Linked DNA regions of Homo sapiens: all the other regions are linked to region 2. Evidence: chromatin loops called from intact Hi-C (ENCODE). Cell type or tissue: heart left ventricle. All regions are shown on one strand. Links, peaks and the distances in the headings refer to the core of each region. The heading gives the core; the rest is flanking DNA.

Region 1 (6,238 bases), core at 719-5,718, 91 kb before region 2:
CCTTTGAACACTGGGCCCGTGTGACAGCTCAGGGCATCCTGTGGTCTGCGGCCTCTGAGTTAGGATAAAGTCATGGACGGGGCCTGGCCGTGTCTCTAAGGCACTGTGGTTCCATCAAAGGGAGGTGGGGGCAGCACCAATCACATCCTGGCATCAGCTACGTGCCAGGGAGAAGCTGACATTTATCCTGCTGATACTATTGGACGTGGGACATGTACATTTGCTGAGAAGACTGTCTGGGCCCAGCTTCTATGCACTGTGGAGAGATCTGACTTGTTCCTGGTTGTACAGTTAACTGGTTTTAACCTCTCCACGAGTGAGAAGTGGGTATTTACCAAACCCATTTTAGACTAAAGGAAACCAGAGCTCTAGAAGGTAAGTCACTTGTCTGAGGTCACACAGCAAGAGGCAGGGATAGGATTTCAACCCAAGGCCTTTGCACAGCATGGGAATGACTTTTTTCAAAGCAGTCTGAACGCTCTCTTGGTTGGTAGTGAGCTCCCCATCGCTACAGGTATGTAAGCAGAAGCTGAATGAGCACCTCTCAAGGAGTCAAAACCGATCACCTTAAAATCCCTCCCGGCCCAGTCTGCAAGGCCACACATCCTTGCTGATCACTTTCTTCGAGAGTTAAATCTATACACTAAGAGTAAAGCAGAAAAAAGGGCCTAAGCCCTCCTAAGGGAACGCCTAGTGGGCAGAACCTGGCTGGCACCCCCTCAGCCAGAACCACAGCTCCTCCAAGTGCTCACCACAAATCAGCAGTGATTGTGGGTTGGGGCTAATGTGATCCTTAAGTACACACAGACCAGGGCCAGCATCACCTGGCTCCAAGCAACTGCTCTTTAAACTAGCACCAGCAGTGGATGCATTGGAAGCAGGAGCTGCCAAACTCAAAGCACATAGAGTCCCCATCTGGCCCTCCAGCCAGCGGCCTATTTCAGACCTGCCTCACTTTCTGCCCTGGTGTGGGCGCTCCACCTTCCCCCTCTCCGGTTCTGCCCGCCCCAAGGACTCAGGACCCTGGTTGTGGTTTGCAAGTTTTCTCCTCCCGGCCAGTGGCTGGACTCACTGTAGGATGAGCTCATTGGAAGCTCCTTTCCAAGCAAGAGCCCTGATCCTGGGAGAGGCGAGTCCCCATTCCCTAAGCTGTGCCCGCCTGGCCCTAGGAAAGCAGCAAGGAAGGCTGGGGTCTCTGAGGAAGGGGCTGGGCTGGAGCTTCCTCTGCTTCCTCCTCTCCATGGGGCTCCCAACGCCAGTACTGAGGTGGGGAGGCCAGGTGCCCTCCACACCCATACCCACAGCCCAGCTCCCACCTCGGGCCCCGACAGGATCCTCTCCTGGTCTCCTCCCAGCTCCACACTCAGCTCTTGCATGTCCTGGTGCCTCCATTCCAGGCCTAGCACCCAGATGTGCAGATGGTATTTTGTTTTTCTCTATCCCCAAAAAGATAAAGGGGAGCATGCAAAGATGAATTATAGTGCCTGGCAGCAACTGAAGGCTTCCAAGGCACTCAGACAGAGAGTGACGGCAGATGGCCACCTGGGTTCCAGCCTCCAACTGCGTCCCCTGAGGGAAGGATCTAGTAACAGGGCAGGGCTCCTGCATGACCCGGGTATCCACGCTGCACCCGGCCTCCTTTTTCTCCATCTCCCCACAGGCCCAACCCTGCCCTCAGAAGCCAGCCTGTCACCAGCTGGAGGCCTTGCAATGACTGCAACTGAGTCTGTTCACCCTCAACCATTATCCCACCTCCCTGCCATCTTCTCAGGGCATCACCTGTCCTCCTCCTCTGCATAAACCCTTTTATGGCTCCCCAGTGCTCCTGGGGAAAAGCCCAAACTCAGCACAAGCAGCCTATCTCATATCCCTTCCCCTCCTCTACTTCCTCTGCTCACTCCACCCAGTGGCACCATTTGTAGCTCCTTGAATGCTTCTGCTCTGTCATGCCCCAGGGACTTTGCATGTGCTGATCCCTCTGCTGGAATCTACTCTCTCTCAACTCACACACAGACTCCTTTGTCCCCTTTTAAAACATACATAAACGAGCCGGGTGTGGTGGCTCGTACCTGTAATCCCAGCACTTTGGGAGGCTGAGGAGGGTGGATCACCTGAGGTCAGGAGTTTGAGACCACCCTGGTCAACATGGTGAAACCCCATCTCTACTAAAAATACACAAATTAGCTGGATGTGGTGGTGCATGCCTGTAGTCCCAGCTACTCAGGAGACTGAGGCAGGAGAATTACTTGAACTGGGGAGGTGGAGGTTGCAGTGAGCCGAGATCGGGCCACTCCACTCCAGCCTGGGTGACAGAGCGAGACTCTGTCTGAAAAAAAAAAAAAAAAAAAAAAAAAAAGATTCATAAACCAAGCCTTCTCCAGTACCTCCCCCTTCCCCAGCGTGCATCACCTGGTCTATGGGCTGATGCATTGCAGTGTATTAGACAGACCACTGCCTGCTGTTGCCCTCAGGGACCCTCAAACTTGAGCTTCCATCAGAATCTCCTGGAGGGCTTGTCAAAACCCAGGGTGCCGGGCCTCACCACTCTCAAGTTTCTGATTCAGTGGGTCTGGAGTGGAGGTCTGAAAATCTGCATATCCAGGTTCCCAGGAGATGCTGGTGATGCTGGTCTGAGGATCATGTTTGAGAACCACTATTTAAACCCTGAGCAACTTGAGGTTGGTCTTTTATTATTTTTTTACCTCCAGTCTCTGAAAGAATCTGATTTAAGGTTGGTGTTCAATCAATACTTGAATGAAAGGTATTGATGCATTTGTTGCAGCCAATGAGAGTGACAGGATTATGTCTTGAGACTTTTTTTCCCCAATTTGTTCACTCTGCAGTGGGCATTCTTCTCTCTTCTTTCCGAAGATGGTGGCCAAGTCTTTGGGTCCTATGCCTTGGGGGCGGCTGGTTTCCCAGGCCAGTCAGAAAATGGCTGGGTCTAGGAAGACAGCTTAGGCTGAAGCCCATGAAGGTGGCTGCAGTGTGAGCCTGCAGAGGAGGGCAGCAGAGGCAGCAGGCTTGAGGGGAGGGGTGGAGAGTGTTTCTGGAGATCAGCCAGATTGGTAGGATCCAAAAGTTACAAGCTCAGGTGCCCTGTTCCCGGAACAGCTCTTCCAAGAGGTGATCAGGCTTTAATGGAGTGATCCTGAGATGCCAGAGAATGGTTGGGAGACTGAACACCGAAGCTCATAGCTCGGAGTTGCAACCAAAGACCACAGCTGTGCCCTGGCTAGCACAGAAATAGCTGCTGCCCACCTGGCCTCATTAGACCCTGAGATTGGCAAAGAAGCCTGTCTGCGGGGCCCCTGTGTGGGCTCAAGTCCAGCAGCCTTTCCCAAATGTTTCGGATCACATAAGGCCACCAAGACTCCTATGTGATCCTAGGTGGCAAGAAATCCACTCCCCAACATAATTGGGATTGAATGTCTTTCAAATTCGTGGAGGGAGCTGAAGGCAGATTTAATCAGATTTAGAGAAGTAAAGGCAGACGGCACACCTCGTACCTGCTGCAAGTCCATTTAGCACCGATGATGTGCTGGGCCCCATGCCAGTCCTGCTGGAACCTAATGCCAATTGTGTTCACTTGGACCTGGGCCTGTGCCCGAGTGTGGCAGCAGAGGGCACAGCTGGGAGTGCAGACTGTCAGAAGGTGAGCAGGAACAATCGATTGTGCTGCCGGGGTCACAGAAGCTGGAGCTGGACTGAGCCCTGGGGCACTGTGACAGAAGAGGGGCCCCCAGCAGGTGGCCATCCACATTGTTTGTGAGGCTGGCACTCCAAGCCTGGACTGAATGTGGTTCGGCTCAGGCCACTCCCATCCCCAGGACTCTGAGACCCCATAGAGTGCTGGAGACCCCTGTGACTCAGAGCAAACAGTGCTGGGGAAGCCAGGCTGCCTAAGGGACCCGACTGCTCCTGCTCCTGTTCCTGCTCCACTGAGACCCCTTGGCACCAGCCTCAGGACTTTTAGCCTGGATGACAACTGGCTGCAACAGCCACCAGGCTACTGTCCCCTCCTGACTGCATAGCTGTCCCCTGTCCTTAAGGAGAGAAAAAAAAGAAGAAAAGTTCTAGTCTTGAAGAACCCCACATTCAAAGAGAATGTTGCTAGGAAAAGGGACTGATGGGGTTGGCAGGTGGAGGGAAGAGGAATTTGCTTTTTAATTTAAATCCTTCCAGATCATTTGAATTTTTAAGAAGCCTATATTGCTTGTGTAATAATAACTTTTCAAAGTAACTTTTTTGTCTTACAAATGCAAAGTAGTCTGGAAAAACCCGTGTGGGAGCAAGAAGATGCAACAAATAGCTTAAGGGTGTTCATTAAATACACCATCATCATCCTTTCTTGAGCATTTACCACGTGCCCAGAGCTCTGCAACTGTTTTAACACTCATTATTTAATTTAAAGCTCATCGCAGCCCTATGATGCCATTAGTGCTACCATTTTCTAGATGAGAGTTGAGAATTTGAGAGAGACTCAATAACACGCCCAAGGTCACCCAGCCTCAGAGCTGGCGTTTGCAAGCTCTGTCCTTAAATCAGGGTACACACCAGGCTGCCTCCCTGAAATCAAACTGAGAAACTTAATCAGCTCAAAAGCCATTTGTTTTGAGTCCATTCCACTACTTGAAAATTCCTTATATTCCACGGGAGCCAAAATCAAATTGTCACAGAAAAACAAGCCAAGAGATTGGTATGTCCAACCACCCCGGCTGAGGCTGGGACAACACCGATTCCAGTAAATCCACTGTGATCCTTCCACCCATCCATCCATTCACCAACCTCTGGCTGATGCCCCACATGGCAGGCTCTGCTGGCTGCCAGAGACCAGAGAGGGTGAGATACCCACAAGGAGACCGCCAGGCAAACACAGGGGCAGACTGGACCCCCAGCACCTTCCATGTACAGGCTTGGCGTCCTCCAGAAATAATCAAAACCCTTTGCAGTTCAGGATCCAAAGAAGCATCAAAGGGGGGTGAAAAATGAAACAGGACCTTGCCATTGGCACCCAGGGCAAGCCCATCTTCCCCGTGAAACACTTAGTTTTCCTGATGCTGAACTGGGACTTGGCAATCCACCCCATAAGGTCCATGTGCAACACTGGACCAGTCCATTTTAGTGGATGCTCTGGCATTTCACCCAGGCCTTAGGCCCAAGATGGCAAGGGAGGGTTGAACAAAGCTTCGGGTGCCATGGGAAGCTGGGGTGGGATTTTCCCCAAGGCCTCAGCCTGAAGACCTGAGCTGCCGAGAGCAGGGACCCTGAGCATCCTATCCAATAGGACCCCACGTGCCTCTCAGAGGCCCAGGCACACAGTAAGTGCTCAATGAAGTGTTGGTGAATGAATGAATAAATGTGATTCTGGGTAAGGCAGCCCCAACCCCAACACTTTTCGGAGATGGGAGGGGTGTGACACCCCACCCCATCACCAAGTTTTTTTTTTTTTTTTTTTTGAGACGGAGTCTCACTCAGTCACCCAGGCTGGAGTGCAGTGGTGCGGTCTTGGCTCACTGCAACCTCTGCCTTCCAGGTTCAAGCAATTCTCCCACCTCAGCCTCCCAAGTAGCTGGGACTACAGGCGAATGCCACCACACCCGGCTAATTTTTGTATTTTTAGTAGAGACGGGGTTTCACTATGTTGGCCAGGCTGCTCTCGAACTCCTGACCTTGAGATCCGCCCGCCTCAGCCTCCCAAAATGCTGGGATTATAGGCATGAACCACCGTGCCCGGTCCCCATCACCAAGTTTTTTGGGACATGGACCAACAGGCACCTATACACTGAAGACTCCCACAGAGTTATATTAATATGATTGAAATATAAATAATAACAACACCAAATAGCATCAGTACTACACTGAATGCTGATCCCTGGCAGGTGCTCTGTTAAGCACTTTCTGTCATTCAAGTATTTCCTTCCATCTTCACACAGTCTTACGAGAAGTGACTATTACTATCTCTAACTTACTTATAAGAATACTGAGGCTGTACTGCTAGCAGAGCTCAGATCCGAACCCAGGTCTGACATGGAATACAATGTTTCAAGCGGAAGGAGCTTGACAAACTATAGGCCAGGAGGCTAAGGACATCAGTAGTGCAGCAGGGACCCAAGTCTCCCAACTTCCAGCCCAGGGTATGCCACTAGGGCAGCTGCTTGCAATGCTCTAAGTGAAAATGAGCCCTAAGCTCTGTAAAGTATCTCAGGAATGAGAGGATTAAGAACTCTTGGTCTTT
Region 2 (6,238 bases), core at 883-5,882:
TTCCAGAGGATTCTGGAACCAACAAAAGTGCTGCAATTGATTGGTGATGTCTGCGGGGAAAAAGAGAGGGAGGAGTGACAGACCAGAGACCTCCCATTTACACCTCTTGGCCCCAAGGAAAGGGGAGATGAGGGAGAAACTCCCCTCTCCCCATAAGAGGCTACTATTTGCCAACTCAGGCCCTTAAACAAGAGGTGTGCTCCTTCTGGCTAGCTACACAAGTTGCACCATCCTGGGCAATCTCTCCCCTCTCCCCACCTTCCTTCCCCACCTCAGAACTAGAAAGAACCCAGCCCAGCCCCCATTTCTAGTTCTACCTCCTTCTTCCTCCCATGGGTGCTCTAACCACACCAGAAGACTAACTGCCCCACCCCCCACCTGGAGCATAATTCCCATCTGCTCAACCTCTCCAAGGGTTCTCCTGTGCTCTACCCCCTAGGGTATCCTTTCTGTTGGGGGGAAAAATCCTTTAAGAGGCACCTTCTCTCCTGAGCCAGCTTGCCCCAGAGCCCCGCAGACAGAACCCACACATGTGGTGCCTACCTGGGTATCCCTAGTCCCTGAACCAGGGCTTGGCATACAGTTAGCGCTCAATAACTGCATGGTAAATTAAATTGGCACGTCTACCCGGACACCCTCCTGGAGCTGGCATAAAGACTACAAGGAGTTGCAAGAAAGAAAAGGGGGGGAGGTGGGAGGCAGGCTTCAGGGAACCACAGTGTGATCTATTAACAGTGGGAGAGGAGAGAGAATGAATTCATTTCCTCCCTGTAGTAATTTGCCTGTAAATATTCACAAACCATGCAATTTCTCTCAGCCTTCCCATTAAAGACAAATGCATAAATAAACCAGCCCTACCCAGGGGCTTTGCACACAGGCTGTTGTTCCTCTCCTAAAATAATAGGGTGACTATTCACTTAGCTGCAACCTCCCCATCCCCACAGAATTCCGGAGGGGTCCTGGGAAGTGGGTGAGCTGGAGAACAAGGCAGCAGCTTGGCATAAGTAGGTGCTGGTGACCGGGAGCTGAAGCAGAGTTGCTTGCAGGACCCAGGAGGTGGCTGAGCCAGCAGCCCAGAGGCCAGATGAGGTGGCCTCACCTTGGCAGGGTGTCCTCCCCACCCCCAACCCAATCCCCCATAAAGGGTTCAGAGGTCACACATAGGTCTCTTCACTCCATGGATCCCTTGATATGGAAAAAAACAAACACCTCTTGAGATGCTAGAAATGTATGACATATGGGGGAGCACAAAAGTTCCCAAATAGGGAAGCTATTTGAGGGCCAGCATCCCCCAGGCAGGGTACCCTACTTCAGGGGCCATGGCAGGGCAGAAGTCTCCCATCTAGGTCCGCTCCTAAGCTACCCTCAGGTCTCTCTTAACATCTTTCTTTAGAACCAGGCCTGGGGAAGCACCCAGAGAGGGGTAAAGTGCCAGACAGTGCAGGAAGCCAGCTTGTGAGAGGGGGTATCTTTCTCCTCCCCAGGCTGCCCATGCAGGCTCCTGGGGCACCAAAAGGGAGCTTGGGTCCCAAACCCAATCCCTTTAAAACACTCAGAATATAAGCCAAATCTAGAGAAGCATGGTGAAACTAGACACACTCAACCAGGTCCTAGGATGACAATGGCCAGCCCTGACCCAGCACTTCCTCAGCTACCTTCCCTGGAATCCTCATGGCAGCCCTAGGAGGCAGGTTTCGATCATTATCCCCACTTTATAGACGGGGAACTGAGGCCCAGACTGTAGTCACACGGAGAGTCGGGGGCAGAGACAGGGCTCAAACCCAGACATTCCAGCTGCAAGTTCTGACTGTAAAACCACCAACACTCAGAAGAAGGACGGCAGAGCAGAAAGAAGCTGGACACAGGGTCCCAGCACTGGTATGTTGATTTCTTCTTCAGGAGAGGTGCTATTTTCCCTTTAAATATATGACGGCTGTGGTCTGCAGCCCACCCACATCCTCACCCTTAACCCCAGCAGTAGCTCTGTAGGGAAAGGTTATCGTGCCCAATTCACAGATAAAGAAACCAAGGCTCGTGAAGCTTAATGGTCTCCCAGCCAGCAAGTGAGAACCAGGATTTAAATCAGGGCCAATACCACAGCTGTCTCTGCTGGCTTCAGTCCCAGCCCCTCCACCAGCCAGATGTGACTCGGGCCAATCTTTCCCCAAGTGGACCTCAGTTTCTACATCTATACAGTGGTCTTACTAGTTCCTTTCCTGAGTCCCGGCCCAGGGTGGCTGGGCAGATAGAATGAGAAGACAGCGAATGTGAAGGCCACTGCAGAGCACACCAGCCTGCACTGCAGGCTGTAAAGCCCAATAACTGGGCCACTCGGTGAAGACTGACATTTACAACAGTGTGCCCAGACGCCCCACAGGATCCTCTGCCAGCAGAGAGATTCAATTATGGTCATTATGGTGCACTTAGGAAAACCAGGGAGCAGCTAATACATTTTAGAAAGATTGGCAACAACAGAGGTTGAATCAAAACGAGTTTTCTACTTAACCCTCAGTTAAACAGAAAATCCATTTAACCACAAGGCAACACCCTGTCTTCCCAGCCTCCAATCACTTTTATAAAAAAATCGTCTGCCACTTAGCTTTATATTTTTATCACCCTGAAAGCTGCCTTGGAATGAAAAATAAATTCATTGATGGAGAGAAAGATGTCATCGACCTCTATAGGTTAGCAGCCTGGAGCAACATCCTCAAGCCCTTGCTCCCTCCAGCGTGGCAAGAACACAATCCTTGTTTCCATCCCTGCCAAAGATGCTGGCGGACGCTGGAGAAAGCAGCCCCAGAGGCCCAAGAGGAGTGCAAATGTACACCTCCCACCCCCGCCACTAGAGGGAGCAAACCAAACCTTTGCAGTCACCGGAGGCTCCCAGAAGGAGGCTGGCAATGAAACGTGCCTGGAGAGGACCTATAGGGATTCGGTGACCTCCAAGTACGCTAAGCTGCAGAGCAGTCCAGAAGTGTGGGCAGGAACAGGAGCGATTCAAGTTAGGAAGAGTGTTCCCAACAAATGGGGAGAGGAACATATTAGCCAGATAGTTCTCCCTATTATTAAGTAAAGCAGCATTGACTACACACGTGCAAAAAGATACTCCAGGTACGGGGTTCCCAGATAAAATACAGGATGCCCAGTGAAGTGTGAATTTCAGATAAACAACAAATAATCTTTCAGTGATTCTTCCTAAATAGTACATGGAACAAATATTGCTTGGGGCAGATTTATGCTAAAAATTGAGTCATTGTCTATAGGAAGTCCAGATTTAGCTGGGCATCCTTTAATTTTATTTGCTGTACCTGGCGACCCCTCCCAGGAGGTATGCAGGTGACAGCAGACACTAGACACAGCTGAGTGTCCAACAGTAGGGGCCCTCCAGCCCTGTGATGCCCAGGAAGGAATCTCACAAACTGTAAGGCCAGGAGAGATGGGGAAAAAAAGCAGGAAGCCCAACTGAACGGACTTTCTGGTGTCAACTATTGAACACATGCCTGAGTGTGAACAAAAGCAGGAAACGAAGGAGGCTCTGGTCCTAAGAGAGGAAGTGAATGATTTCTTTTCCCTTCATTTTCCAAGCTCTGAATTGTTTTATTGTCTTAACAAGAACAGCCACACACACACAACCAAAGTGCTCAACTTTTCTTATCTTTTGAGATCAACCTGGTTGTTCTATCAGGTGGTGAGTCCTTCGAACTCAGGGAGTGGGAGTTTTTCATCTCTGAACCCCAGTGGATGCCTAGTGAATGGAGGAAAGAAAAAAAGAAGAAAGGGAGGGAAATAAGGAGGGAAGAAGGGAGGATGAAGGAGGCTCTGTCCATGCAAAAGCCAAGAGCTGGGAGGTCCCCAATTGCAAGGTGACTTCTGAGGACCACAGGGACCTCCAGGCAGAAGGAGCCAACTCTGTCACCCCAGGTCTCCTTGCTACCTCTCCTGAATAGAGAGGTTTTGAGGTCAGGAGCCTGGATGCTATCTGGACAGCAGTCAGCCCAAAGCCTGGCCCCAGGCCTGTGGGCCACCTGCCATCACTTCCTCTGCATTTACTAAGAGAAGCTGCCCAGCATGGGGACACACTGTGAGATGCAGGAATGAGCCTGTCTGAGGAGCTTCCCCCAGGGACAGAAAGCAGATACCACACCCCTGGGCTCTGCCCCCTCCTTCTCCCGTGGGACATGCCTGCCTGCCTCTTGGTTCAAGTTCAGTTTAAACAGATGTTCTGTTCCTAAGAAGCCCTGTCTTTGAAGTCCAGGAGAAAAATCTCAGCTCCAAAGGGACCTTTCCTACTGAAGAGACTCTCTGGGGAGTCTCGGCAGAAATAAAAAACAAAACCCCTGGATCCTTATCTCCTGGTATTTATGAGATTTTTAATTAGAACAGCTGCCTCCATGGGCTACACTGCTGAAAGGGAAAGGGAAGGAGAGAGAGGGGCTGAGGGTGGGAGTCCGACTGAGGAGCACAGGACCGGGAGGGAGGCAGCCTCGCAGGCTCCAAACTGCCTCTGAGATGAAGCTTTTAGTGCCCAGCTCTCCATAACCCCAAGCACGGGTACACAAATGGTGCTCAGAACCCTGGTGGCTTTTACGAACTGCAACCAAATACTTATTGACCCAGGGTTCCCAGGACGCCAGGGGTTCCCAGGCTGGTCTTGTGTCCATCCATTCCACCTGGAGACTACCTGGTCCTATTGCAGGACTCAGCTACAGGGTCTCCCCAACCTTCTGACCACCGTTCCATCCCATCCCCCCACAGCAACCCTCTTGGAAGCATCTTGCTATGGGCATGCCAAGAGCGGGGCAGTGGAAGCCGTCCTTCCAGGGAGCTGGCAACAAAGGGATGAACTGCCTGTAGGGAATTTTGAAACAAACCTAAAACCCACAAAAAGCTGACAGTTCTAAACAATGTCGGTGATAAAATGCTCTGCTTTGAGAAAAAAAAAATCTTTTAGTGATCTAAGTTCTAAACAATTGCTGCAGTCACTGGTGGGTTTGTTTTTTGTTTTTTGGGTTTTTTTTTGAGATGGAGTTTCACTCTTGTTGCCCAGGCTGGAGTGCAATGGCGCAATCTCAGCTCATCACAACCTCCGCCTCCCAGGTTCAAGCAATTCTCCTGTCTCAGGCTCCCTAGTAGCTGGGATTACAGGCATGTGCCACCACGCCCGGCTAATTTTATATTTTTAGTAGAGACGGGGTTTCTCCATGTTGGTCAGGCTGGTCTCGAACTCCCGACTTCAAGTGATCCACCTGCCTTGGCCTCCCAAAGTGCTGGGATTATAGGCATGAGCCACCGCGCCTGGCCAGTGAGTTTTAATAATGTGTATGTAAGCTTCAAATGAGCATATTTTTATTACTTAGGCTTTAAAACACATTGTGTTTGCATAGGTGTGAATTCAGAGAGCACCTACTTATTCAGTCAGAAGCCAACATGTGTGGATCCTGTGATACCTGTTCATTTGGAGAATAAGAACTCAAAATCGGGCTCAGTGCAGTGGCTCACGCCTGTAATCCCAGCACTTTGGGAGGCTGAGGCAGGTGGATCGCCTAGGTCAGAAGTTCGAGACCAGCCTGACCAACACGGAGAAACCCTGTTTCTACTAAAAATACAAAATTAGCTGGGCGTGGTGGCACATGTCTGTAATCCCAGCTACTAGGGAGGCTGAGGCAGGAGAATCACTTGAACCGGGGAGGCGGAAGTTGCAGTGAGCTGAGATGGCGCCATTGCACTCCAGCCAGGCAACAATAGCAAAATTCCATCTCAAAATAAATAAATAATCAATAAATAACAATGCAAAATAATACAGAAACTCCCAATACAGTGTATTACCTATCATGAATAAACTAGAGATTATTTAAAGTATACAGTATATAAGCAAATACTACTCCATTTTATATCAGGGACTTAAGCATTAATGCATTTTGCAAGTTTCTTCATGTATTGTTTTCTCTTTTGTCAAAATATCTATTAACGTAATTAAGAACTGTTGACCCGTTACCTTTTTACATTTTCCATGTCATAACGGTTGTTTACTGGCATGGTTATACATACAAAGTTCACAAAAATTTCAGTCTGTTTCTTTTCTGGCCATTATTCTAATTGATTTTATTTCATCATTATTATTGAAAATAATTTTGTTGTATAGAGGAAGCAAGTATACAAAAATCATGTGCTCTAGGTGTCATATATCCTAGAGTGATGGATAATTTGGGTCAAACATTATTCTGGGAGTGTCTTCCAG
Region 3 (6,238 bases), core at 770-5,769, 140 kb after region 2:
GGTCTGATTCTCCTGTCTGTTGTTTATGCTGACTCTCATTCCTGGTATTTCATTTCTTTGTGTGTTTTATAATTTTTCTATTGAGACCTCTTATTTCCTGGAACATTATCTGTAGGAGTCTTTACAATTACATCCCTCCAGAGAGAGTTTATATTTGATCCTGCACATCATGTTTGAGCATTACCAACCTGGGACTACATGAAACTGAAATCTCTACTGGAAGTTTACTGATGCACATAGGTAGCACCAATTCAGGTGCAAAGGCACATCAGGGCTGGCTTATGCTTCTGCATTCTCATTGTAGACATTTTTCCTCTTCCACAGGATGTCATGCTTAAGATGGATACATTTCCTTGCTTCCCCTCTGTGCAGTGGAGTTACTTATGCTTTTTTTTTTTTTTTTTTTTAGGTGGTGTTTCGCTCTTGTCACCCAGGCTGGAGTGCAATGGCTTGATCTCGACTCTCTGCAAACTCCACCTCCCGGGCTCAAGCAATTCTCCTGCCTCAGCCTCCCGAATAGCTGGAATTACAGGCGTGTACCACCACCACACCCAGCTAATTTTTTTTTTTTGTATATTTATTAGAGACGGGGTTTCACTATGTTGATCAGGCTGGTCTCGAACTCCTGACTTCAGGTGATCCACCCACCTCAGCCTCCCAAAGTGCTGGGATTACAGGTGTGAGCCACCACACCCGGCTGGAGTTATTTATTCTTTACCCTTACACTAGGAATTGAGTTCTGTAAGATCCCAATTTCATGAGGAATTCTCTTATAGACCCTCCACCTTGAGCAAGCCACATAACTCTTACTACTATTATGTGATTTTTGGTGGTGGTGATGTGTGTAGGTGTGGGTTTTGTGAAGCACCTGGCAAGACTAATGTTCTGAGGGACACCCTTGAAGTGTTGGTTCATTGGCACCTGCTGGGGCAGCCCAGGTGATCTTCCAGAGATCAGACAGAGATCTTGGGCAGGGCAGATTACAGCAGACCCTGCTGCCTTCTGATCTCCCTGGAGGAATGGGAGGAAGGCTTTCCTCCTCCCAATGCCAAGCCAACCAACCTTCAGCATTCTGAATTCTGGGGCTCCAGACCCCAGGTGCTGGGGGATAGAGATTGATGGCCTGGTTGTATTTCAAGGTTGTTCCTGAATAAAACCTCCATTCAGGTATTTATTTGGGAAGAAGAGAGAAGAGCCAGTGCTGGGAGTTGGGATTGCGCCTTTGGCCACAATGAGGAGGAAAAATCGCTGCAATCAAAGTGAGGAGGAGTGCTTAGAATTTCCACGGGCAGCAAGGTCCAAGGCCCACTCCCACGTGGCCCCCCACACCGCGGGATGGCTGCTGTGATCCCAGGAAATGGGTGTTGACCTCACAGCTTGACAGCATTGGTGAAAAGTCCTTGTCTTTCAGCTAACCCTGACAGCAAAGGACCAGCCATTTAGTTTTGAAATGGACCTTGAGGAATTCGGAGTGAACACCCCACAGGCAACCGAGATGGACTGAAGGTCCCCTTGTAAGTGGAGCAGGGGCTTGCGGTGCATGGTGTCTTTGAAGCCTCACACCCGCTCACTCGCCCCCGGAGGCAGGTCCTATTATCATCCGAGATGAAGCTGAAAGAGATAAAGTCCCTTGTCCAGGGCCACCCTGCTGGTGAGGGGAAGAGCCTCAGTGTGCATTGGGGTACGTCTGGCTGGGTCTCCAGGACTATAACTGCTCGAGCTGAGCAGCCTCCAGCTGGGGAAGCATCAGACCAGATCCCACCCACCAGGAAGCCTGGGGTGGGGGGAGGATCTTCATGTTGGTCCCAGGGCACAGCCCCTCCCCCACCCAGGATGTGTCATTCTCACAGGGGCAGCCAGGGGTGAAGGGTAAGCCGGCCGGGGGCGGGGTGGGACCAGGGAGGGTGACGTCACCGCCGGGCTTAGTAATGCTTTGGCAGAGCCTGAAGCTCCCACCTTGGGAGGGAGGGGAAGGAGGAGGGGCATCGCTGGAGCCAGCATCCAGGAGGCTGCCAAGTCGGTGATCAGGGACGGGCACCCTGCCAGGAGCACCCCAGACCAGGCCTCCTGGGAAGGGGGGGACTCTGGGAGAGGAGAGACACTCTTGGTGTGCTGGGAGGGGACCCTGCAAAGCGGTGTCTGTATCAGATTGAGTGCAGAGTGATCCTCGGACTGTCTGTCCATCTGACTGGCAAGGCTGGCGGCCAGCCATCCCCTGATCAATGCCCAACTGTCTGACCGCCTGACCGTTGAGTCCCGTCACTGGCAGATGGACTGCCTGACTGATTTACATGACTGATGCTTGGAGGAGCCATGAAGGATGGGCCAAATCTCTGTCCACATCCGTGAGACCCTGGGCTACCCTCTGAACCTGATGCCACCTCTTATAAACACCCAGGGTCAAGCGAAAGAAGAGAGAAAATTAGCATCTACTGAGGTTTATCAAATACCCAGCCTTGGGCCAGATGCTGGAGGGACACAGCCAAATCTGACAGGGACCCGCCCTCAGGAGCCCACATTCTAGTAGGGGAGACAGAGTCACAGCCGTAATGACAGAAACCAGTGCATTAGATAAGCAAAATCAGGCGAAAGGGAAAACAGCTTTATTCTTGTCACCCAACATTTTTATTTTTTATTTTTTTTTACTTTTTATGATTCCTTCTCCGGTGGAAGTTCATCCCCCCATTCCTGGATGAAAACTCGGGCAGCCCCACAAGTTTTCTGCCCCCGGTTAGGTGATAAAAATTCTTAGGTCACTTTAAATTGCAAATACAGAGTCAGGTTGGCATTAAAAGTGTCTGGTCCGAGGTAGTAACTGCATCTTTGAACTTGGTTCAAAGCTAACCCTTCTTTCTGCCCTTGCTGCCCTCTGCAGGCAGCAAGCTGGAGAAGGGGCTTGGACCTACTTTGCCCCTGCACATGCCCTTGCTCCATGCCCCTCTTCCCGCATGTTGCTACAGACTGAGCACCCCTAATTCAAAAATTCAAAATCTGAAATGCTCCAAAATTCAAAACTTTTTGAGTACCCATGGCATGACACTACGAGTGTAGAATATTCCACCTAACCTCTGCTTTCTGATGGTTCAATATGCACAAACTTGGTTTCATGCACAAAGTTATTTCAAATAGTGTAGAAATTACCTCCAGACTATGTGTGGAAGATGCATATGAAACATAAATAAATTTTGTGTTTAAGGCTTGGGTCCCATTCCCAAGATATCCTATCATGTATCTGTAAATATTCCCAAATCCAAAAATATCCCAGATCTTGTCCGGGCACGGCGGCTAATGCCTGTAATCCCAGCACTTCGGGAAGCTGAGGTGGGTGGATCACTTGAGGCTAGGAGTTCGAGATCAGCCTGGCCAACATGGTGAAACCCCATCTTTACTAAAAAACACAAAAATTAGCCGAGCGTGATGGCGTATGCCTGTAATCCCAGCTACTTGGGAGGCTGAGGCTGGAGAATCACTTGAACCTGGGAGGTGGAGGTTGCAGTGAGTTGAGAATGTGCCGCTGCACGCCAGCCTGGGCAACAATAGTGAAACTCTGTCTAAAATATATATATATATATATATCCCAAATCTAAAACACTTCTGGTCCAGACATTTTGGATAAGGGACACTCACTCTGTATTTGCAGTTCCGGGGCTGCCAGGGCATAGCCCAGAAGGGAGAGGAGTCGGGAAGGAAAGGTTTTGTCTCACCGGTCCTGTTGTGGGATGGCTTCTGCTCACAGGGCCCGGCAGGGGGCAGGGCTGACTCTGTGGATTCTTCTGGACGCCTCCTTCCTGTCCCGGGAGGCTTTGGCTGCACTTCCCACACCGTGGGCCAGGGGCATCCTGTAGGTGGCTGCTGCCCGCTCTAACCCTGGCTTTCCATGCCCACCCCACACTCATGCTCTGCTGTAGCCCTTCCCAGATTTACTTGTCCACATAATTCTGAAGAGGAGGAGGAGGAAGAGCTGTGTTTTGTCAAAGTTCTTGGCAGACCAGGCCCATGTTTGAACCCCAGAAAATATACTTGTTTTCTGCACTCTGTTGAACTCTGGGGAATCCCAGCCAATCCCACCTCAGATCTATCTTCTGTTTATTCCTAGCAGATAGCAGCCCCTTGCTGGCCTTTTTAGATTTTCCTGGTGGGAGCCAACTTTGTCTAGGCTTCTGCATCCCCAACTCACTGGAGACACACGTTACCATCTTCTCATAATCCACTGGGACGCTCTAACCAAGCCATGAGAGGGGCAGGCATTTCCAAAACAGCCCCTCATAGGGGCTGGAAATCTAAGCATCCCCAGATCTCCCTCCAAAGAAATCCTTTTGACCAAACGTCTCCTTCTCTCTAGTCACTTGAGCTTCTGATACCCTCAACAGTCGGGCCATTAGCCTGTTCTCGGCCCAAGCTTCCACCATGGCTCTTATTCCATGATAGGACCCCTCATTTCCCCCCAGCTGCATTCCTTCCCCAGGGTCCCCAAGCCCAGGAAATACAGGCTTCAGCATACTCAGCGGCTCAAGCTGTATCTTGGCGTCTTTGCTGACTCTTGCAGTCTAACCCCAGTGTGCCCTTTTGCTCTGGATTTGCCCATCTCACACCTCTCAGCCTTGGCACTTGCTGTGTCCCCTGCCTTCTCTCTCCTCCAGGGCCTGGCGAATGTGGCTCACCTTTGGCTGTCCAGGGTGGCTCTCGGTCTCCTGATTGCAAATCCTTCCTGTCTCCCAAAATAGCCTGAACTCTAAGGTTGTGGAAGTGCTGCCCTCTCCGGAGCTCTGGGGAGGCTCCCTGGGTCCTACAGATCTGAGTTTCATCTGACAACACATATATGGGCACGCTGGAACTCACCCATTCATTTGCTGAGCACCTATTACATGCCAGGCACTGAGCTAGGCACTCAGGATACAGTAGTAAAGAATCAATAACATCCCTGTACACACTCAGGAGCCCCCACAGCATATATGTGGACACACACACACACACGCACACATGCACACGCACACAGACATAAACAAAGACCCCAGTTTACAACAGGTTTCCTGGGGGCTGGACTTCATAAGGCCTAAGTTCATAGTCAATATGTAACAATAAAATGTCCCTCTTGGCCAGGCGAAGTGGCTCATGCCTGTAATCCTAGCACTTTGGGAGGCCAAGGCGGGCAGATCACCTGAGGTCGGGAGTTCAAGACCAGCTTGATCAATATGGAGAAACCTCGTCTCTACTAAAAATACAAAATTAGCTTGGCATGGTGGTGCATGCCTGTAATCCCAGCTGCTCGGGAGGCTGAGGCAGGAGAATCGCTTGAACCTGGGAGGTGGAGGTTGCAGTGAGCCGAGATCGTGCCATTGCACTCCAGCCTGGGCAACAATAGTGAAACTCTGTCTCAAAAAAAAAAAAAAAAAAAAAAAAAGTCCCTCTTGCTGCCTTCTCTCCCCGCGCCTGTGCTGGGCCGAAAACAGGAAAATGGCCCGCCTGTGCTCAGGAGGTGGGAGGCAGTGAGATGGGCATTGTATGTTCCAAATGGCCTCACTGAGTTCTAGTCCTAATACCTGCCATGCGACTCCAGACTGGCCACCCCTCCTCTGGATCATGATAGAAATGGCAGATGCTGCTGACCATCATCGACCCCTCTTTCTTCTCCTTCCCCCAGCCCTTCTAGGCTGGGGCAGCTCTCCTTCCAGAGCGTAAGGTGCCACCTCCAGGCAAGGCCCACTGGGCTAATCCCAGGCCTGAGGTTTTGTCCTGACTGGGCCTCCTTTAGAAAGTGCTGCCCCCCATTTCCTCCTAAGCAGAGTGGACAGAGGACATCATGCTCAGGGTGTCCTTTCCCCCAGGGGCATCCTGATTCATAGGACCCTTGTCACACACTGGGGCTGCAGCCACCTTCCTCCAACTTCTAGAGGTGGTCATTGTGAGGTTGGAGGCTGGAGCCCCATCCTTTTGGGCCACTGGTGGCAACACCCCTCCACCTCTCCTCTTCCTTCCCTGGAAGACTGGCACCCATCCTCGACACTGCCTCCATGCCTCCTCCTTCAGGAAGCCTGCCAGGTCTCTCTTCTATCTCAGACTGGAGGAACCCCGGCCCAACCCTCTGAGACATGTAAGCAGTATATTCACTTTTCTCCTCTCCAAGCTTTGCTCTAAGCCAGCACTTCTCAAACTGCCCGTGTATCTGAATCAACCGAGGTACTTTTAAAAGCCCAGATTTCCGGCCAGGTGTGGTGGGTTACACCTGTAATCCCAGCAC
Region 4 (6,238 bases), core at 483-5,482, 150 kb after region 2:
GTCACGTCCAGTGGCAGCTGCTCTGATTCTATTTGATTTCAGTTGGGAAGGGGATTGCCAGGGCAATGGCTGATTCCTGCACTGTGGCAGGGGCGATGAGCACTTCCTCCTACTTTCCTGTTTGTTCGACGCGCTGTTCATTCTACTTCCTTCCACAGGAAGGGGCCTTGGATGGGCCCCAGGGATCCCACAGCAGCACTTGGCTCAGACTGTGCTGTCAGCAGTCGGCAGTGTGTGCTGGTACGTACCTGTGTACGTGTGGCAGGGTGTGCTGTGTGCATGCGTGTGCTGTGTGTGCACGTGTGTCCTGGTGCATCAGTTGTGTGCAAGAGTCTCTACACTCATCAGAATGCAGGTGCCATGTGGGCAGGGGGTTTGTGTGTGTTCACTGCTGTGTTCCTAAGATCCTAGAACTGTGCTTCACAAATAGTCTGTGCCATTAAGTATTCATGGGATGAATGAATGAATAAATGAATAAACCTTAGCCTACAGCCTCTAAAGACCCCAGAGAACAGCCAGACATTTGCCCCGAGGCAGCGTAGCAACCTGGGTCTCTGTCCTTCTGCAGGGGAGAAAGGCGATGGGAGCGCTGGCCCAGGAGATGCCTGTTGGCTAGATGCTCCAGCGTCACCAGTGTGCCCCTCCACCCGGCTGCTCTCAGCCTGGGGGACCTGCTCACCTGGAAGATCATCTGGGGCAGAGGCTGGAGGCAGCTCTGCTAGGAGACAGGATGGTGATCAGCGGCAGAGGGGGCTCTGCAGTGTAGGCCCGGGAAGGCCAGGCAGGAAGACACTTGGCTTTCCCTGTTCACTACGGGCCACCCATGGCTTAGTCTCAGGGAAGAAGAGCTAGGGTTCCTCCCAGCTGGGAATGGACTGAGCCCTCAGGGGCCTTCAGGGCCTCGAGTGTGTGCGTGTGAGAGAGTGCATGCATGTATGTGCACATGTATCAGGCTGCCATTCACCAGTACTCACCCAGCCAGCCATACCAGTTATTATGAATAAAATGGAGAAATATTTCCACACCAGTTGAAAATTCCCCCCCAGCTCAATCTCTCAGAGCTCCTGCACCTCCCGCCAATCCATACGTAAGGATCCCATTCCAGCTCAGGCCTGACTTCCATACCTATTGGTCAGTGGCCATGCCAATCAGTGCCCCCCAAAGTCCAGCTCCCTGAACACATCCTAGGCACTGTCTCTAACCTCCCACGGGAGCCCAAAGAGCAACCCTTTGCTCCAGCCATTCTTCCTGGCTGCCCCAGGGAGCTGTGGGTGGGCACTGCCAAGGAGCACCCTTGTACTCTCCTCCACATGGTACCCATGTGCCAGTCCTTTGGGCCTGTCAGGGCCCTTGGCAGGAGAGATGGCAGCCCACAGAGGGCCCAGGGAGGGCAGCTGGAAGGTGTGGAAGCCCCAGATGGGCATGGGACAGATTAGTGGCTGCAGGGACGATTCTGAGTGTTAGACATGGGTCTATGTTCCCTCCCTCCCAAAACCTCACAGGCTGGGAGTAAGTGGGTTGCTGAAACTGGGTGCTCCCCAGGAGGTTGAAATGAGGAACCCAGCAGGCTCAGAGCTCACAGTGACCAGATTTCACAAAAGCGAGGGTCAGAGCCTCACACTACACACGTCCTGGGGCTGTTCTGGGAAATCTGGAAGGGCAGGAGCCAGTGGAGCCAGGAGGATGGTCTTTGAAGTCAGATACGTGGGGTTCAAATCCTGGCTCTGGCCCCTTCCAGCTGTGAGCTCTGGGCAGGATGGACGTGTCAGAGGAAGCAGCCCACCCCTTCGCTAACTTCTGACGTTTTCTCAGTCCTCTATTTTGCAAACAGCTTTGAGCCCACCCTCAGCCTGCCAGGCCCCGTGTCGCACAGGAAGATGGAGATGCAGCTGGACTCAAACTCAGGTCCCCTTGCTCCCAGTGAGAAAGCATTTATGAAAAGACACCCAACAGCTCTCTGCTACCCTTCCTGAGGGTGGAAGCTGTGGGGGGCCAGGGAAGTCAGGCCAGGTGGAACCATCGACATTTTCCTCTCCTGCCCCCATCCCAGAGGGAGGCGACCAAGGCCACAGAGGGACCCACAGCCGACCCCACCGCTGACACCTCCTCAGCTGCCACATTCGCTGAGAGGTCATCACGTGGCTTGGGACAGACATTACTCCAGGTCTGAAAATCTTCCGGAATCAACGCAAAGGGGTGCAAATAGGCAGATTCCTTGTCCCCACCCTAGATCTGCAGCGCCAGAATCCTTGAGCCTTGGAATCTGCATTTTCACAAGTGCTTCCACTGGAGTGGGACGCTGGCAGGCCCCGCGTTGGCGAAACTGGGAGTAACCACGGAACCTTTGGGCTCTGCCGGGCTCCTAGGCTGAGGCTGCAGCGCCGCCTGGTGGTCCCTGCTGAAACACCACTCTAGCCGCCGCCCCGCCTGGCCCCACTGCAGGGAGGCAAGAGTTCCCCTCCCCACTGGCTCCAGAAATGAGAGAAGGTGGGGCAAGTGCCCTCTGGACTTCATGACGCCGGGCAAGGGGCATGCTGGGGCTCAGTCGTCAGAGCCGTGCACAAGTAAGAGCAAGCTTCTTTTTCTTTTTCTCTCTCTCTCTCTGTCGTTTTCTTTTTCTTCCTTTCTTCTTTTTTGACAGATTCTCGCTCTGTTGCCCAGGCTGAAGTGCAGTGGCACAATCTTGGCTCACTGCAACCTCCATCCCCCGGGTTCAAGCAATTCTCCTTTCTCAGCCTCCTGAGTAGCTGGCATTACAGGCGTGCACCACCACACTCGGCTAATTTCTGTATTTTTTGGAGAGATGGGGTTTCACCATGTTGGCCAGGTTGGACTCGAACTCCTGACCTCAAGTGATCCACCTGCCTCAGCCTCCCAAAGTCTCACATTTCATCTTAAAAAGTCCCCTGAATTCTGCACATCTTACTCCATCACATTTCTTTAGTATGAAAATGTTTCCTTCCACAAATCTTTGCAGAAACGGATGCTCTAGAAAGCGATGCCAAGTTTATCCTGTGGCTTCCCTGTCCCCCATCACCAGCCCACTTTTGTGCAGCTTCTGGGGGCACCCATACCCTAGTTTCAGAAGCAGGAATTGAGAGGTACAATCTATACCTCTCTTAGCACCAAATCAAACTCCAGGCACCCCGGCATGCAGGCAGGCCCATCAGAGCCTGGCCCATCACGGTCCTAAGGTTCAGGCTGCAGAAGCAGATGCCTGCGGGGAGGGCAGAGCAGTGAGGGGTCCAGCAGTCTCCAGCAGACCCAGCCACTCTGCTCACACCCTCTGCCCTGGGTCCTCCCCTGCCCCAGGAAGCAGCATCCCTACCATTCCAGACTAGACTGTTATAAATCCTCTTTAATAGTCTTAGAATCTTGAGTGTGTTTTACAGAATGGTGCACACAAAGCCCCCTCCCCTCTCCCCCTACAAGGCACAGCCTCACCCACCCCACTCCCCAGGGGCCAGAGGACCGCTTGCCAAGAAAGGCCAGCCCACCTTCTCCCAGGAGAAGCCATCCTCCTCCTCCCCGCCCCTGGCCAGCTCCGGACCCTGGAGAATACAGGACCAGCTCTGTGCCATGCCCCCAAGGACTCACCTGTCCCTAAGCAGCTCAGGGCCAAGCCAGATCCCCTTACCCAGGCAGACCCCCTCCAGCCCAGCTCCCCTAGGCCGTGTCCCTAGGGCATGGCCTAGGCTAATCTGAGCTGTCTAGATGGACCTGCATCAGGCCTGGGGAAGGGGTGCCACCCCTTAATATCAGGTAAAACCCACCCTCTCCCCTCTCCCACTGCCTTCAATATAATTGTGAAAAATAAAGATATAAATGTCATAGTGGGAAATAAGTTGACCCACCCAGTAGGCAGTCTCCTGACAGCCCAGAGTGCCTTATCTAACGCCCTTCCCTCCCCAATTTTTTTTTTTTTTTTTTTTTTTTTTGAGACGGAGTCTCTTTCTGTCCCCCAGGCTGGAGTGCAGTAGCACGATCTCAGCTCACTGCAACCTCCGCTCCCGGGTTCACACCATTCTCCTGCCTCAGCCTCCCAAGTAGCTGGGACTACAGGTGCCCGCCACCGCGCCCGGCTAAATTTTTTTTGTATTTTTAGTAGAGACGGGGTTTCACCATGTTAGCCAGGATGGTCTCGATCTCCTGACCTCGTGATCCACCCGCCTCGGCCTCCCAAAGTGCTGGGATTACAGGCGTGAGCCACCGCGCCCGGCCCCCTCCTCCCCAATTTTTCATACAGTTGCCCCTATACAATATACACACCCTTGAGGGCAGGTAGAAGTCCAGCCCACCTGCGCCAGGGACGCTGTGGGGAGCATTTTTCTCTGAGTTGCTAAGAGAACCCTGATGGGCGGTGAGCAGAGGAACCACAGAACAGCCAGGGCTCAAGGCTGGCAGCGGATAGGCCAGGAGAGATCGCTAGGCCCCAGAAAGCCCCCTACTTTCAGTCAGGATGGGCAAGAGGGTCTTCGCAGTGAAGTGGGAGGCAGGCCTGGAGGAGGGAGCCAGGGAGACCCCTGGGAGCCCTGAGGTTGGGGGCCAGGCAGGGAGATGGGGATAGCAGCTGCCTCAGTACTTGGGGACCTTGCTGTAGTCTTCGGAATGGACGTGCCGGCACAAGCAGATGGACAGGACCATCCCCAGGAGCTGTGGGGAGAGGCGGAGAGTCAGAGGGAGGCTGGGTGTCCCGGCCTCAGACGCCCCAGCCTCACCATCCAGGTTTACATGGGGATTAAGTGGATCCTCAACTTGAGCCTCACAACCACCCTGTGATGCAGGCAGCAGAGGGAGGCCCAGAGCGGGGCAGTGCCTTGTCTGAGGTCACACAGCCAGACAGTGCTCAGACCAGAGGGCCTCTGGAAGCTGATGGGGTGCTGGCCCCCTTGGCCACCACCTCCCCAAGGAGATCAGCAGAACAGAGACAACCCAGGAGGACCTGGGATGGAGAAGGGATGGGGGAGGGGGCTCAGACCTCGATGATGGCCACACCCACGCCCACGCCGAGGATGATGCCCAGGTTCTCCTGCAGCCACGCCTGCACCTTCTCCATGCAGCCCTGCAAGGGCAGAATGCGGTCACATCACCCCGCTCTGCACCATCCCACCCCGCCATGCAGAACCACCGAGAGCCCCCCAGTCCCAGCCCGGAAGCCCCTACAGAGGGCTCTGCCTGTTCCTTGAATAAATACATTAACAAAGAAGTAGATGAAGGTACAAATGACAGATGAATTAAGGGAAGGAACTAAATGCAGGAAGGAATTGCTGAGCAGTAGCCCAGATGGCCCCCAACGCCCTCGGAGCCCCGCCCCCGATCCGCAGCCCCCCGCACACCTCCTGGTACACAGGCCAGTCCTCAGGGTGGTTGCCACTCTGGGTCCTGTTGCCGGGGGCCTCGCAGAAGCCCTTCCTCACAGAAAGGCTGTTGTCCTCTTCCCCCTTGACTTCGCAGGAACAGGGGTAGGTGACCTCAGGGCGATTCATGAGCTCAGCGTTGTCTGTCCAGTTGTAGAAGCTGACCCAGCCGCAGCACTTCACCTGGGCAAGGCAGGGGACAGACTGCTTGTGCTCACGGCTCACCCTAGGCAGGCTGCCCTCCTGGCAGAGGGAGGACCTCCCCAGGACAGAGACTGAGATATGCCACTTCCAGGCCCCTGGTCCCAGCCGAACCATCATAAACTACAAGTACAGCAGAAAAATCAAAACCAGGACCAGCAAAAATACAAAGCAGAGTAGGAAGGAAGTTCAAGTTGAAGGAGCGCAGGTGTGCAGGGCACAAGGAGAATGGACGGCAGACAGTTCACAGTGCAGGGTTTAAAGTCAGGCTACTGGGTTACAATCCCAGCCCTGCCGCCTACCAGCTGAGCAACCTCCATCAAGGAACTAGCCTCAGTTTCCTCATCTGTAAATGGGGATAATTAAAATCCCCAACTCACAGGGCTATCACAAGGACTAAATGGGATGAGGCAGGCAAAGTACCAAGCATAGGTGTGGGGAGCACAATAAGCTTAGGAAAGGCCGTTCAACTTTAGTGCAGGAGTTGAGATTTGCCTCTGAGCTTCCTGGTGAAAAGGAAAAAAAGTGAAAAGTGAAAAAGGAGACGGGGTCAATTCCGCCTTTTTTTTTTTTTTTTTTTTTTCTGAGACAGAGTCTTGCTCAGTCACCCAGGCTGGAGTGCAGCAGCGTGATCTTGGCTCACTGCAACCTCCACCTCCAGGGTTCAAACGATTCTCCTG
Region 5 (6,238 bases), core at 561-5,560, 140 kb before region 2:
AGTGAGACAGATGCTATTATCAGCAACACCCCCATTTTACTGAGAGCGGATTGTGGCTGAGAGGAACAGTACTCGGCCCAAGCTGGCATAGCTGGTGGGCAGTACCTCTGGGACTTCACCCCAAGAACTCTGATTGCAGAACACAGCCTCTCATCACCATGTTACCCTGGAAGCCACAGGAGCCCCGAGGTCTTATGGTTTCTACATGGCCTGCAAAGCCTCCTGAGGCTCAGCACCAATTCTTCTAGTTTCCCATTTATAGAGTGCTTAGGCATCCCACAAACACAGCCAAGCAAAACATGCATTTCCCACTGGATCATGAATGCAACACTATGGCTGGGAAGGAAGTATGATTATCCTCATTTTGTATATGAGGAATCTAAGGTTTAGAGTGGTTAAGTGACCAGCCCCAGGTCATACAGCCAGGAAATGACAGAGCAGGAGTTAGAGCCCGGGCTTTTCTGACTCCAAAGTCCATGCTCTTAGCCAAACCTCTGCTACCACCTCCTCTCTGTTCCTTGGCTCCGGGGCTGTTTACTGAGCACCTGCTCTGTGCCAGGCACTGTGCTAGGTATTGGCAAATAAATGCATACAAGGCAGACTCAGTCCCCATCTTCATGGAGTTTCCATTGAGCTGAAGCATCAGGAGATGAGATATAAGAATAAACCTGGGAAGCCGTGGACTGGAGGAAGTGGGCCTCCCCAAGCCCAAGGCCTGGGCATGACTTGAGTATGTGGGAGTGTGAATCCTGTGAACCAAAGTGCAAGGCTGAGGTGCCCATGGCAGTCACAATGCCACCTCTGCCAACTCGCCCTTCTCCAGCATGAAAATGTCCTCCTGCTTAAGACAGTTTACCAGTGTTAAAGTCCTTTGGGGAATTCCCCTGGACCCAGCCATTCCTGGGGCTTCCCCTCATCAAGGCCTTTCCCAGGGTTTGCATCCCATTTGCCTAAGGACACCTTTGTCAGCCATTCCTGATCCTCTAATTTGCATCACTTTCCTTAGGATGGAAAAATTAGCAAAGGGGAGGAAACTGCTATGTTGTCTAGTTGGGAACATTTCCAGGCTTTTCTAACCCATCTGCTTATAGGCAATGTCTGCTCACAGTTCCCATTTCTAATAAATATTTACCAAATTTACATACTGCATGTACAATTCAGCTCATTTATCTTTTTTGAATATACTCATCTCTTTTTGCTGTTCTTTTTTCCAGTTGAGCTTGCCTTCATTATAAAATATTTTTAAAATTAGAATTTTTAAATAAGTTGGCTTAAAAAAATCCTTGAAATACTCAAAGGTAAGCAAATGAGAAAAAGGGATGCCACAAATTTTCAATAGGAGGCTGAAATTGTCCTATTGCATGTGAGTGCTGTAATACTGATCAACACGAGTATTTGGGAAATGGACCTTTAGATAGATAAATTGATCATTAGGTGGTCTGGTCATTAGACTGATTGTCCCCAGGTCCTGTAGGACTTCAGTCTCAGAGCAGAGGGAAGGGGACAGTCAGCCCCATCTCAAGGCCTCCTTGCTTTGTGAACCTTTGAGCCAGGTTTCCTGGGCTGACTAAAGTCACTCTTTTGGCCCCTCTCAAGACAAGCCTTCTCTCCTTTCTGACAGGCTGAGAAAGCAGTGAAAGGCTTCTAGAAGGATCCCAGAAGCTGCCAGGGGTGAGGCTCCATGCCCTCTTCGGTTGGAACCACCACACAGTTAGGTCCAGGTTCAGCCGGGAAGGGAGAAGTGGTTTTTCTTATTTTTTAGGGCATAAACCTTTTTGAAAACCTTCCAGAAACTTTGGTGCCTTTCTCTGGAAACACTCACAGAACCCCCCCAACCCCCATGCACACAACACACATGCACACACAACACACATGTGCACACACAGGCACATGTGCACATGCATATATATGTGCACCCACGCACACATGACACCCATGCACATGTAACGCCCATGCACGTATAACACCCATGCATGCATAACACCCATGCACATACAACACCCATGCACGTGTACATATGCACAAAGCAATGCACACATGTACACACAAACACACACGATAGAACACAACATACATGCACATACAACACACGTGCACATACACACTGTACCCATACACATGAGTATGCACACAATCCATGTATACACAATACACATACACAGGACCTGACATAACATAACATTTTGCATATAATTTTAGGTAAATTTTGGAGTCCATTCCAGGCTATCCAGAGCCTGTGGATAGCCCTGGTCTGGGAGCCAGAAGACCTTGATCCAAGCGTCCTTTGCCTCTGACCCACACTGTGACCTCAGGCTTGTGTGGGCGGGGCCCTAGAGAGGGGAGGGCAAGCAGGGGAAGTGGAGAGAGAGACAGGGAAACGGGGAGGGAGAGATCAGGACAGGGACAAGGAAAGGGCGTAGGAATAAAAACAGAGATCAAGAGAAAGACAAGGCCAAGTGTGTGGTGCCCGCCTGGAATCCCAACACTCTGAGAGGCCGAGGCGGTGGATCATTTGAGCCCAGGAGTTCAAGACCAGCCTGAGCAACATGGTAAAACCCTGTTTCTACAAAAAATACAAAAATTAGCTGGGCGTGACAGTACGTGCCTGTGTTCCCAGCTACTCGGGGGGCTGAGGTGGGAGGATCACTTGAGGCTAGGAGGTTGAGGCTGCAGTGAGCTGAGATCACACTGCTGCACACCAGCTTGGGCCACAGACTGAGACCCTGTCTCGAAAAAAAAAAGGACAGAGATGGGGAGGACAGAGGCAGAGAGGAAAGGGAGCTACACAGAGATAGGCAGAAAGAAGGGGGACAAAGGGAGAGAGGCGGGGGTGGGGAGGGGAAGGGGAAGGATCTGCCATCAGGCCTTGTCGAAGGGCCCCCAGCCTGGCAGCCAGGATCACCTCTCTCGGGAGGATCGTGGACACATCTCCTACCCCTGGGCCTCAGTCCTGCCTCGCATAGCACGGGAGGGAGGACGTCCTGGGGCGGCTGGCAGGTTTGCAGGCAGCCACTTACTGGAGGAGACTAGAGCCGCTCCAGCCTGCTCCCAGCCAAGAACACCAGCCTGGCTTCCTGTCTTGGCTTCAGAGCCGAGCCCATTAACAATGAATGAGTCCCTGGGGGCCGAGGTGAGGAGGGGGAAAGGGAGGCTGGGTCTGTTCTGGGACCCATATCCAAGCTCCTTTTAAAGTCCCCTCGGGCTCCCCAGCCAAGACTTCTGCGAGCACCGTGACAAGCTGTAGAGAATTGTCCACCAGGGGGCGCTCAAAGTTTTTCTTTGTTTCTCTTCAAATGAAGTCTGCAGTGTTTGCGCTGTTGAAGGACAAATAGGCCCAAGGCTCCTTGTCACTCATTTCGCAGCTGACTTCACTTCCTTTGGATGGGGAGCATCTCACCGGGACACAAATGGGGCCGTGCAGTGTGCTCTCGTCTGGGGAGGAGGTATGGTGCCAGGTCTCTCCTCCCAGCACTGCTGGTGCTGGCTTATCTACAGAACCTTGCAAGGGAGCCCCCCAGCCAACCAGCCCAGTTCTCCCTGTCATTTAACTCCGCCCACGAATTCGCCCATGAGGAGCATCCGCAAGCTTACCCAGACACACCCACGCTTCTCTAAACAGGGCTGTTTTTAACTTACCCTGTAGCGGGACTGGGCTCAGCCCAGAAGTTCTCCAAGTCCAGGACCTCTTAGAGAAGACCCATCCACCCAGCACAGGAAAGCAGGCGGAGGCCCCAAGCGCCACCACCCATGGGAATCCAGGAGACTCGAGAACGAGAAGACCCACTGCTTGTCTGGTTTGGCTGTGATCTATAGCTGAGCTGGTCGGCCCCCTCGTTTAACAAGAAGACATGGCTGCTCTGGGAGGTTGGGGAACTAGATGGGAGGCACACCCTTAGGGGATGGAGCAGGGAGTACCCTCAAACCAGGCCTGCCCACTGCCCAGCTCATCCGCACGGCTCGGCTGCCTCCCCTGTGCCTGTCTGTGAGGGAAGGGACCATCACTCCTGGTCCCCGACATATCTTCAGCACCCAGTGAACTACATGCGCATGATAGGAGTTCAAGGGCTACTTACTTGATGAATAAGAAACCTTCAGAGGCCATATCATACCGTTTCAGAATTGCATATCTACAAGGGGAAGGCCTCATCCACTAGGCATCTTAGCGATGTTACTAAGGAGTTATATATTAGAGTTTTTAATAGCAAGCAAGTGGAAAAACATCAAGGTCAATGTCAGTGCTCTCAGCTGACCATGCCTTGGAGAAACCTGGTTGTTCAGACCTGGATGCCAAGGCCCCCGCCATCTGGGCCAGCTCACCCACTGCAGGCACGGGCCCACTGCAAAAGCAGGCTCTGGAAGCTGGGGCCACCAAGGCAGATGGAAAAGGCTGGGGACCGCCCCACCCCTGGAGGTGGACCTATGTGGCACAAACCTTATTCTGAGTTTCCTGGCATGCGGACACAGACTAGGTGTGTGTTAAGCCAAGGGTCCTGGATTGACTGCAGGAAAGCAGCAAAATGAAGTGGGAGAGAGGAAGGGCTACCCCAGGGAGAAAACAGGTCCCAAAGGCATGGGAAGAGGCAGCCTGAGGCACTGCAGGGGCCCTGACCTAGCGTCTGTATCATCCCCTCTGCTGCCAACTCCATGGGACTCTGGGCAAGTTGCTGAATGTCTCAGGGTTTCAGGACCATTGACTACCAAATGAGTGGGGTCAGACGTGCTCATCTCCATGATCCCTTCTGCTTTGACAGCCCGCCCCAGTTTGGGAAGCACTGGTCTGAATGGAAGCCAGGCAGGGCCTGGGAGTCTGCAGCCAATCCCTGACACCCCTCAGAGCACCCATGGATGGGGTGGGGGCTGGGGTACTCACAAATAGCAGCAGACACTTGTTCTCACGGACGGCCCCGCAGCAGCCCAGGAAGCCGAGCAGAAAGAGCAGGCCCCCCATGGCCAGGAGGATGTAGGCGCCCGTGAGGAGCAGAGGATTGGCAGCCACGATCTCCCGGAAGCCGGTGGGGTCCACCATGACCCAGATGCCGATGGCCAGCAGGCAGGCCCCGCCCAGCTGCTCGGGCCAGTGGAGGAGTTGGGAGGAGAAACAGGCAGAAAGGGAGGTTAGGCACTTCTGACCCACCACTCCCCTGAGCCAGCCCCAGGGTCAGAGGCATCAAGCACTAGGTGAGCCAGGCAGGAATTCACCTGCGGCGAGAGCCAGTGAGTCCCAGCCGCACCTTGAATTGCTTTTAATTTTTCTAGCTGCCGTGACCTTAAGTGCAACACGCATCCTCTAAATCCAATTTCCGACCCAAGCCCCACCTCGGGCTGTATCACATAAAGGCTATTTGCCAATTTTATCTTCTCTTGAAATGTCAGACCTGTAGGATTAGGAGGTCATCTAGTCCAACCCTCTGATTCCATACAGAGGGAACCAACAACTTGCTGAAGGTCACACAGCAAGTTCATGGCAGAGTCAGAGTTTGGTCGCAGGCCCCCTGACTCCAGCCTCAACACCCTAAACAAAGGTCCATGAACATGCTCTGAGTCAGCCCTATGCTGTGTTTGCACCACCCATGCTAGGGGCTGGGAAGACACAGACCAAGTCATCGTCATTGTCCCCCATGGGACTCTCAGTGAGGTTCCAACTTGAGAGTGGGCTCCCCACTCTCAAATCCATAGCTCAAAAGATTTCTTATTTATGTCTCCATCAACATGGGCTCTCTATGCCTTATTTATCTTTGGAAAGAGGCAGCGTAGTCTAGAGAGAGAGCTGTGCCACTTATTAGTTGTGTGACCCTAGGCAAGTGTCAAAATCTGTCTGAGCCTTTTAGCTTCCTTGTGGTCAAAAGAAGACTCAAACACCTTCATCCTAAGGCAGCCCTAAGGAAGAAAGGATAGAAGGCGTTTAGCAGATTTCAATAAATATCTGCTCCATTTTTCTTTTTCTTTCTTTCTTTCTTTCTTTCTTTCTTTCTTTCTTTCTTTCTTTCTTTCTTTCTTTCTCCTTTCTCTCTCTCTCTCTCTCTCTTTCTTTCTTTTTTGAGACAGTCTTGCTCTGCTACCCAGGCTGGAGTGCAGTGGCGGGATCACATCTCACTGCAGCCTTGACCTCCTGGGCCCAAGTCATCCTCTACCTCAGCCTCCCAAGTAACTGGGACTACAGGCACATGCCACTACACCCGGCTAATTTTTGTATTTTTCTATAGAGACTGAATTTTGCCATGTTGCCCAGGCTGGTCTC

Evidence for each region. Hi-C counts contacts between places; a loop is a spot of excess contacts. Peaks named below come from ENCODE experiments on the same cell type or tissue, not always from the same donor. Only the 100,000 strongest peaks of a DNase experiment are listed, where the experiment ranks them.
Region 1: it touches region 2 in a loop (2.6-fold over the local background); 13 of 110 quality-filtered maps call a loop at or near these places.
Region 3: a loop joins it to region 2, with 6 times the contacts of the local background. A loop is called at or near these places in 38 of 110 quality-filtered maps.
Region 4: a loop joins it to region 2, with 3.0 times the contacts of the local background. A loop is called at or near these places in 39 of 110 quality-filtered maps.
Region 5: it touches region 2 in a loop (6-fold over the local background); 8 of 110 quality-filtered maps call a loop at or near these places.

The regions. Positions count from the first base shown.
Region 1 is chr11:44,863,508-44,869,745 of GRCh38, reverse strand. All of the region lies in intron 3 of TSPAN18 (tetraspanin 18), which reads right to left. Among named protein-coding and RNA genes, the nearest start is that of TP53I11, 84 kb to the left of the region's middle. In heart left ventricle, for the core only: a CTCF peak has its summit at 3,626 (motif pointing right); a DNase peak (open chromatin) is centred at 3,575; H3K27ac peaks cover 631 bases.
Region 2 is chr11:44,772,198-44,778,435 of GRCh38, reverse strand. All of the region lies in intron 2 of TSPAN18 (tetraspanin 18), which reads right to left. Among named protein-coding and RNA genes, the nearest start is that of TSPAN18-AS1, 39 kb to the right of the region's middle. RefSeq lists enhancers at 558-1,057, 1,058-1,559, 3,524-4,298. In heart left ventricle, for the core only: a CTCF peak has its summit at 2,838 (motif pointing right); DNase peaks (open chromatin) are centred at 2,835 and 4,075; H3K27ac peaks cover 2,896 bases.
Region 3 is chr11:44,630,466-44,636,703 of GRCh38, reverse strand. No RefSeq gene overlaps it. Among named protein-coding and RNA genes, the nearest start is that of CD82-AS1, 28 kb to the right of the region's middle. RefSeq lists an enhancer at 796-1,584. In heart left ventricle, for the core only: CTCF peaks have their summits at 1,848, 2,883 (motif pointing left), 3,756 (motif pointing right) and 4,791; a DNase peak (open chromatin) is centred at 1,913; H3K27ac peaks cover 989 bases.
Region 4 is chr11:44,617,464-44,623,701 of GRCh38, reverse strand. CD82 (CD82 molecule) reads right to left here. Exons shown (of 10, transcript NM_002231.4): 8 at 5,337-5,540; 9 at 4,979-5,062; 10 at 3,344-4,653. The coding sequence ends at 4,576. Among named protein-coding and RNA genes, the nearest start is that of CD82-AS1, 15 kb to the right of the region's middle. In heart left ventricle, for the core only: no CTCF peak of the experiment used is centred there; a DNase peak (open chromatin) is centred at 2,381; H3K4me3 peaks cover 287 bases.
Region 5 is chr11:44,908,532-44,914,769 of GRCh38, reverse strand. TSPAN18 (tetraspanin 18) reads right to left here. Exons shown (of 10, transcript NM_130783.5): 5 at 4,871-5,065. Among named protein-coding and RNA genes, the nearest start is that of TP53I11, 39 kb to the left of the region's middle. RefSeq lists an enhancer at 2,907-3,763. In heart left ventricle, for the core only: CTCF peaks have their summits at 3,052 and 3,257 (motif pointing right); DNase peaks (open chromatin) are centred at 2,322 and 3,059.